3 separate regions of the Homo sapiens genome follow, and regions 1 and 2 are each linked to region 3. A link is a loop called in an ENCODE intact Hi-C map of the cell type or tissue named here. Cell type or tissue: dorsolateral prefrontal cortex. All regions are shown on one strand.

Region 1 (2,500 bases), 50 kb before region 3:
ACTTAGCTAAGAAACAACATTTTAAAGTAACTTTTAGGCAAGATGGCAGAGGCAGAAAGGGGAAAGTTCCAAAAGAAAAGATTTCAAACATGCTGAATGGATCTGTGTCACAGATCATGATAAACAAAAGCCTGCTATGTGGTGAGTGGTTCAGGCCAAAGCCTATGGATTTGGGAAATACTAGCTGGGTAGAGGCCAGAGTCATGAGAGTAGGAAGCTGTCCTGGGAAAATGAGTAAGAGTAGGGATTTCAACTTGGGTGGCGGAAGCAAGAAGAGAAACTTCTTTTGGGGTGTCTCACAATTACCTAGGAACAATTTTAAACTAGGCATAACCTACCACCAACCTACCCCCCACCGTTAAGAATCACTACCCCTATAAGCAGTGAATGTTGAGTTAAAATAAGCTTGCAAACCATTTGTCTCTAGAAAAAAAGATCAAAGGGCTTAGAACTTATACCCACATTTTGGGGATAGGAAGAAGAGATGGAAAAGAACTTGATAGAAGGCTGTTGGAAGTGATGGACAAGCAAAGGAGTAATACTAACATGAGGCCGAATAACATAAACCCACTAACAGAGCGGCAAGGCTGCTACCTCAGACTGTGAAAGGAGTTAGGCAGAAAAGGCTGAAAAAAGATACGAAGGGTTTCATAGGTAAAGAAGTAAGGGAAGAAAACTCAAGCTTGAAAGAATATCATAACACAGTGGGGTTTAGGGCTGGGTGACCCTCCCAACACCCCAGCAAGGACCATATCCTACAGCCACCACATGAGGTACCAGTGACATGGGGCTCATTTCTAATTAACATGCTCCAGAATCTTGCAAAAAGGTTTTTGAACAGTGTGACCATGTGACATCATAATTTTACATACAATTTATAGGAATGTCCAGAAAGAGAAGTGTATGACCCGTCTCCAGTATCTCCATTCATCTGCTACTATGATGACAAATATGAAATTCAGGAGAGAGAAAAGAGACTAAAACAAAAAATAAAAGGTATGTTGCTAGACTTCTTGTTAGATCACATTTGCAGTAGTTTCTAAATTTCTTTGTTTGTACTGTCTTTGCCTGCTTTGGGGGTCATTGGTTAGCATAGAAAGTATTTTTAGTAATTACCAAAGAGACTGGAACTTTCTTGATCTCCAGAAACCAAGCACCCACTTCAGAAATAATCCCATGTTGCAATCTCCTCACAGTAAACATTTTTTTACAGTGATCATTTTAGGAAATGTCCAGAAAATATTGCTGTCCATCTATATAGGCAGAGTTTTTAAAGGCTCCTTTGAGATTTTTCTGTTTGACAGGTAATTATTTTTTTTTCCATTTGTATTTCTCCAGTATTTTTTTATGGAAAGAAAGGCTTTCCTGCTAAGTTATTCCTGGAGCTTCCCTGAAGAAGTCATTTGTTAGAGGCCACCGCTGCAAGCAGAGCTCCAAGTTCACAACCACCTCTGTGGTTTCTGTACTTACTGTTGCAAACATTGTTCTTTATCACCAAATTAATATCTTATCATTTAAGTTTTCTCTACCTCTGTTCTTTCTTGTTATTCACTTCAAGGTGGTTTTCCAAGTTATCTTTCTTGCTTTAAAAACAAAACAGTTCTGTATTTTTTTAGTTTGTTCTATACCTTATTTTCTGACTCTTTTGGCCTTTTACTCTTCTGGATTCTTAGTTCAGGACCTTTCCAAAATGAAGGTACTAATTCTGAGGAAAATAGAGTTATTACTCTCCCAGCTCCTGCATATTTTACATATTTAATATAAAATGTATGTCATCTACAGCTATCCCTGGATATTGGTTCCAGGAGCCTCCTCATTTACCAAAATCTGCACTTACTTATGTCCCATAGTTGACTCTGCAGAACCTGATTATAGGAAAAAGTAGCCGTTCGTATACACAAGTTTCTAATCTGTGGAATGGTGTATTTTCAATCCTCATTTGGTTGAAAAAATCCACATTTAAGTGGACCCACGTAGTTCAAACTCATTGTGCAAGGGTCAGCTGTGTGGAGAAGTTATAGTAGTTGTAGATTATGATTAGGCAACCAAATTAGAGATTAAAAAGAATTGCATGAAAATGTCATCTCTAGATTAAAGGATTATATGTGCTTTCTGTTTTTTATGTTCTTTGTACTTTTCTGTTTTTTCCAGGTTTTCTATAATGAGCAGTTATAACTTATAATTAGAGAAAACCCATTTTGGTTTTTTTTTAGCTAGTTGTATCGACGTCTGTAGCATAAATCCACTTTGAGGTGTTCACTATGATCCTTTGAAATTTTTATAATAAAAGTCTATGCTAAAAGTTTTTATTGGCCACTTTTTTAATCTTTAAAGATTCTATTGACTGCTAGTTTTCATCTCTCACTGTAACCTCATCTCCCACCTACCCGTATCAGAATCACTATCAGAGATCCGTATTAAGCGTGTCAAGCTCTGACAAAACATTAACATCAGCTTTATCACTAAAACCTCTAAGATACCCGCACTCACGTGCACTCAC
Region 2 (2,500 bases), 780 kb before region 3:
GATTCAAATATAATATATGACTCCAATCCATTCCTGTTCCAATGTGCCAAACACCACACTTCTCATTCACTTGTTTTCTCTGCTTCTTTCTGGATAGGATTGCTTCCATGGTGCCAGCTTATAGCAAAGCACAGGGGAATCTATTAAAAGATACTTTAAGAATTCAAAATAGGTTGATAAAAAGGGGTGATAAAAAGGCAAAGAGGAATTTGGAATCAGTATGGTAGAGCTCTCTTTATTTAGTACTTTGGTCTGAGTATTTATTTTTACATTTGGTTTCTGTGGAGTACTCCTACTTTTAGTTAAGAGTACTTTTCAGAATTGAAAGGCATAATGTCTCCTATTATGATAGTTTCAGAATTTAAAGGCATAATGTCTTTTTTATTATGATAGATCTGGTTATGGGCCTGTTATTTGTGTGTTGGAGCAGACCAGAAAGGGCTGAAACCTGGAATCAGACTTGTCCTTGAGGTGGACAGATGCTGGTATGGGGGAGGTGATGTGAAGCAGCTAAACCCTCATAGATAGTGTATGAGTTTCCTAGGGTTGTTGTAACAAAATACTGGAGAGTGATGGGTTAAAACAACAGAAATCCATTCTTGTGCAGTTGGAGGGATACTGTTCAACCCAGTACAGATAGTGTCCAGAGAGTAAGCAGCAAACGGCTTTGCAAACAGCAGAGGGAAGACCACCCAGAGTACAGGGAATGAAGCTGATAGAGGACACTCTAGGAGCAGGCTGTGATCAGAGACTCAGGCAGCTCACGGCCTTTTGATCAGCACATAGGAAGCTCTTTGTTCCAAGCTGATCTCCACTCTCTATGGGACCCTGGCAAGAGCAAGCTGAAATATTTGAGACCGGGCAAATAAGCAGTTTGCCAAGAAAGAGAACAAGGCAAGTCCTCAGGACTGGGATCACGAAAAGCCTGGGTCTCAGGAATAAAGTAAAGCTCAGATACGAGAGTGGGGCCAAGTAGGTCAGGGCCAGTCATGCAGCAACTGTGACTCACTACTGCTGAGTCCCAGAGAGTTGGCTAGAGCATCTAAAACCCCTCCTTCCCAGGGATAGGCATGGAGCCCAGGCAGCAGTGAGCCTTCAGATTGGGGTCCAGTTGGCTGTAGATGAAGCGTGGTAGGGGAGAAATAAATTCAAGGCTTCATTGCTGTAGTTCAAAAACAAACTTTGAGCCAGCTAGGTGGCTCATGCCTGTAATTCCAGCACTTTGGGAGGCTGAGGCGGGTGGATCACCTGAGGCCAGGAGTTCAAGACCAGCCTGGCCAACATGATGAGACCCTGTCTCTACTAAAAATGCAAAAATTAGCCAGTCATGGTGGTGCATGTCTGTAATCCCAGCTACTCAGTAGGCTGAGGCAGAAGAATGGCTTGAACCCTGGAGGCAGAGGTTGCAGTGAGCGAAGATTGTGCCGTGAGACTTCATCTCAAAAAAAAAAAGAAAAAATTATGAAGGGTTACATTCATCGCAGAATTGTTTATGATATAATTAGGAATTGGTCTATGACAAACTCCAGAGGGCCTCCAAAATGAATGAAAGACAAAATGCACTGAATAAGGGTTCTAGGTTAGAAATATAAGTGCAAGTGTGGCAGGCCAGGTCTCACTAATGCAGGCCTCCATTACAACTGTCCCAGCACTGACTGAGTGGCTAGGTTATACACTAAAAGCTGATTGAGCCAGTGCCCTTATACCAAGGCTGGAATGTAACAAAGAGCCCACCAAGAGTTTTGCCTAGGCTTTTCCAGGGCCTTGAAGCATGACAAGATAACGAAGGAATTCTTCTCAGGACCCTTTTAGGATGAAACAAATTTTTTGGGGGTCTGAAGAAAGCACAAACAATTTCTTTGGAGTCTAAAGGAACTCCCCAAACCTTTATGATTTAGCAGGATACAAGATAAGGGTAATCACCCTAGCACCTAGACCCATTTAGATTAAGTAAACTTACTGAGGCTCCAGAAGGTCTTCGGGACTCAGACCTTAGTTATAGCTTAAAAGAAGTTAGTCACTTACGTTTTTAGATAAATGCACACTTACACGTAGACATATAGCTTAGAAGGTGTATAGGCTCTGGAGAACTTTGTAATTTTGAGTTGGTCTGGTGATAATTTCCAGGCCTTTTCCCTGTGGCTGGTTACAGAAATAAAAACTCTTCCTCCCCAGTTCATCTATATCTTGTTATTGGGCCTCAAGAAATAGCAGCCCAAGAGGCCGGGCATGGTGGCTCACGGCTGTAATCCCAGCACTTTGGGAGGCTGAGGCGGGCGGATCACCTGAGGTCAGTAGTTCGAGATCAGCCTGACCAACATGGTGAAACCCTATCTCTACTAAAAATACAAAAAATTAGCTGGGGGTGGTGGCAGGCACCCGTAATCCCAGCTACTCTGCAGGCTGAGGCAGGAGAATTGCTTGAACCCGGGAGGCAGAGGCTGCAGTGAGCCAAGATCACTCATTGCATTCCAGCCTGGGCAACAAGAGTGAAACTCCA
Region 3 (2,500 bases):
AGATAGAGTCTCCCTCTGTCACCCAGGCTAGAGTGTGGTGGCGCGTTCTCGGCACACTGCAGCCTCTGCCTCCCGGGTTCAAGCAATTCTCCTGCCTCAGCCTCCCAAGTAGCTGGGATTACAGACATGCGCTACCATGCCCGGCTAATTTTTGTATTTTTAGTAAAGATGAGGTTTCACCATGTTGGCCAGGCTGGTGTCGAACTCCTAACCTCAAATGATCTGCCCACCTCGGCCTCCCAAAGTGTTGGGATTACAGGCGTGAATCATCCGCCTGAAGTGGATTCTTGCTGTCTTCTGTTCCTGGGTAGGATCGCAGAACTGGTTGAGCCAGATTACAGGCCTGGGTGGCACCAGTTTGTGCATCAGAGTGCATCAGCAGTGCAGGGTCTGAGAAATACCTCAAGTGCCAATCTTAGGTTTTACAATCGCGATGTTATCCCTAGGAGGAACTGGGAAGGTTCAGAATCTTGTAGCCAGCTGCGTGACTCCTAAACCATAATTTCAAATCTTATGGCTAACCTGTTAGTCTTACAAAGACAGTCTGGTCCTCAGGCAGGAAGGGGTTTGTTTAGGGAAAGGGCTGTTAGCATCTTTGTTTCAAAGTTAAACTATAAACTAAGTTCAGCCTATGCCCAGGAATGAACAGGGCAGCTTGGAGGTTAAAGGCAAGATGGAGTTGGTTAGGTCAGATCTCTTTCTCTGTCATAATTTTTTTGTTGTTTTTTTTTTTGAGTTGGAGCTTCGCTCTTGTTGCCCAGGCTGGAGTGCAGTGGTGCGATCTTGGCTCACTGCAACCTCCACCTCCCAGGTTCAAGCGATTCTCCTGCCTCAGCTTCCCAAGTAGCTGGGATTACAGGCACCTGCCCAGCTAATTTGTTCATATTTTTAGTAGAGACGGGGTTTCACCATATTGGCCAGGCTGGTCTCAAACTCCTGACCTCAGGTGATCCGCCTGCCTTGGCCTCCCAAAGTGCTGGGATAACAGGTGTGAGCCACCGTGCCCGGCCTCTGTCATAATTTTCGCAAAGGTGGTTTCATCTTTATCCAAGAGTAGGGACTTGCCGCTGGATCCCCCTGTCAGACACACGCTGCTGTGAGTCAGCTCTGGATTCCGCTTTAGGACACCTGGGAGCTGTCCCAGTTCAGAATCTGATTCCCTGTTGGAAGCTCTGCCCAGAATTTCTCAAAACTCAGTCTGCATCCTGGCCCCCACCCCCATGAATAATGGGGAGAATAAATGTGAACCCGGTTTTGTCTACATCATAGGGCTGCTGTGAGAATCAAAAAGGGTGAAAAAAAACCTCCCTGCCGGTAGAGACCAGTCTAACTGCAACTGTGCATTTTTTTCTTAACTATCCCCCTATTGTTTGATTGTGTTTGCCATTTTCTCTGCTATAAACAGCACTGCAATGAACATCTTTACATGCCTGCATATGGGTGAAGGGAAAACTTCCCCTTTTCCTTCTGAAGGTTCACTGAAAATCACCTGACAAAAGGCAGATTAGTAGGAGAAAAAGGATACACATTTATTAACATTCATGGGAGAGAATTACAGTGTGATTACCCCAATCCCCCAATGGGGTACAGAAGCTTATGTACTCTTTTTCCCAGGGGAGCGAGGAGATGGGAAACATAGAGCATTGTTTTGAGGAGCAGTAAATGATTATTAAGGAGAATGAATGGATCAGGGAGACAGAAATCAACTTGTGAATGGAATGAGTCTGAGAGGCAGACATTATGTTGTGGAAAAGTCCATCCAGCTGTGGTTGGACTTCTGACTTCTTTTCTTCCGGCTTCTTTTCTGCAGTGGATAATGGGGTATCAGACGGACAGAAGGCAAATGTGTTTCTTTTGGCAAGACACTTTCTAGGTCAGATAAGGAAATTCCAGAGAGTCCCTCCAAGGACTTGAGGGGTGAGAGGGAGAGAACGAGACAAGGTTAGAGAGGCCTTGATGCTGAGGCTTATTTGTGAGGCCTTTCAGTTTTCAAAAGCACTCAGCATGCCCAAGTGCCACATTTTGGGGAATCATTTTCTGTACCCCAACACTTATATTTTTGGTTTGCTTTAAAAAAATTATTTCTCTGGGATAAATCCCAGAGGAAATAATTGGTTAAAGCATATAAATTGTTTCTATGGCTTTTCAACCTGATAATCAAAAGGATCAGAATACTGTTCTAAAGAGTTCATGCGGCTGGGCAAAGTGGCTCATGCCTGTAATCCCAACACTTTGGGAAGCCGCGGCGGGGTGGGATGGTGGATCACCTGAGGTCAGGAGTTCGAGACGAGCCCAGCCAACATGGTGAACCTCTGTCTCTACTAAAAATACAAAAACTAACCAGGCCTGGTGGCACGACGCCTGTAATCCCAGCTATTCAAGAGGCTGAGGCAGGAGAATTGGTTGAACCTGGGAGGTGGAGTTTGCAGTGAGCTGAGATTGCACAACTACATTCCAGCCTGGGCAACAGAGCAAGACTCCATCTCAAAAAAAAAAAAAA

What was found. Hi-C counts contacts between places; a loop is a spot of excess contacts. Peaks named below come from ENCODE experiments on the same cell type or tissue, not always from the same donor. Only the 100,000 strongest peaks of a DNase experiment are listed, where the experiment ranks them.
Region 1: a loop joins it to region 3, with 3 times the contacts of the local background. A loop is called at or near these places in 4 of 110 quality-filtered maps.
Region 2: a loop joins it to region 3, with 7 times the contacts of the local background. A loop is called at or near these places in 2 of 110 quality-filtered maps.

The regions. Positions count from the first base shown.
Region 1 is chr9:37,353,829-37,356,328 of GRCh38, forward strand. ZCCHC7 (zinc finger CCHC-type containing 7) reads left to right here. Exons shown (of 9, transcript NM_032226.3): 8 at 882-996. Among named protein-coding and RNA genes, the nearest start is that of LINC01627, 40 kb to the right of the region's middle. In dorsolateral prefrontal cortex, no CTCF peak of the experiment used is centred here; no DNase peak of the experiment used is centred here.
Region 2 is chr9:36,624,455-36,626,954 of GRCh38, forward strand. The region is part of intron 8 of MELK (maternal embryonic leucine zipper kinase); the gene reads left to right. Among named protein-coding and RNA genes, the nearest start is that of MELK, 53 kb to the left of the region's middle. In dorsolateral prefrontal cortex, no CTCF peak of the experiment used is centred here; a DNase peak (open chromatin) is centred at 987.
Region 3 is chr9:37,403,702-37,406,201 of GRCh38, forward strand. It overlaps LOC124902154 (a long non-coding RNA gene), which reads right to left. Exons shown (of 4, transcript XR_007061481.1): 4 at 1,505-1,804. LOC105376035 (a long non-coding RNA gene) reads left to right here and starts at 1,740. Exons shown (of 4, transcript XR_007061479.1): 1 at 1,740-2,500. In dorsolateral prefrontal cortex, no CTCF peak of the experiment used is centred here; no DNase peak of the experiment used is centred here.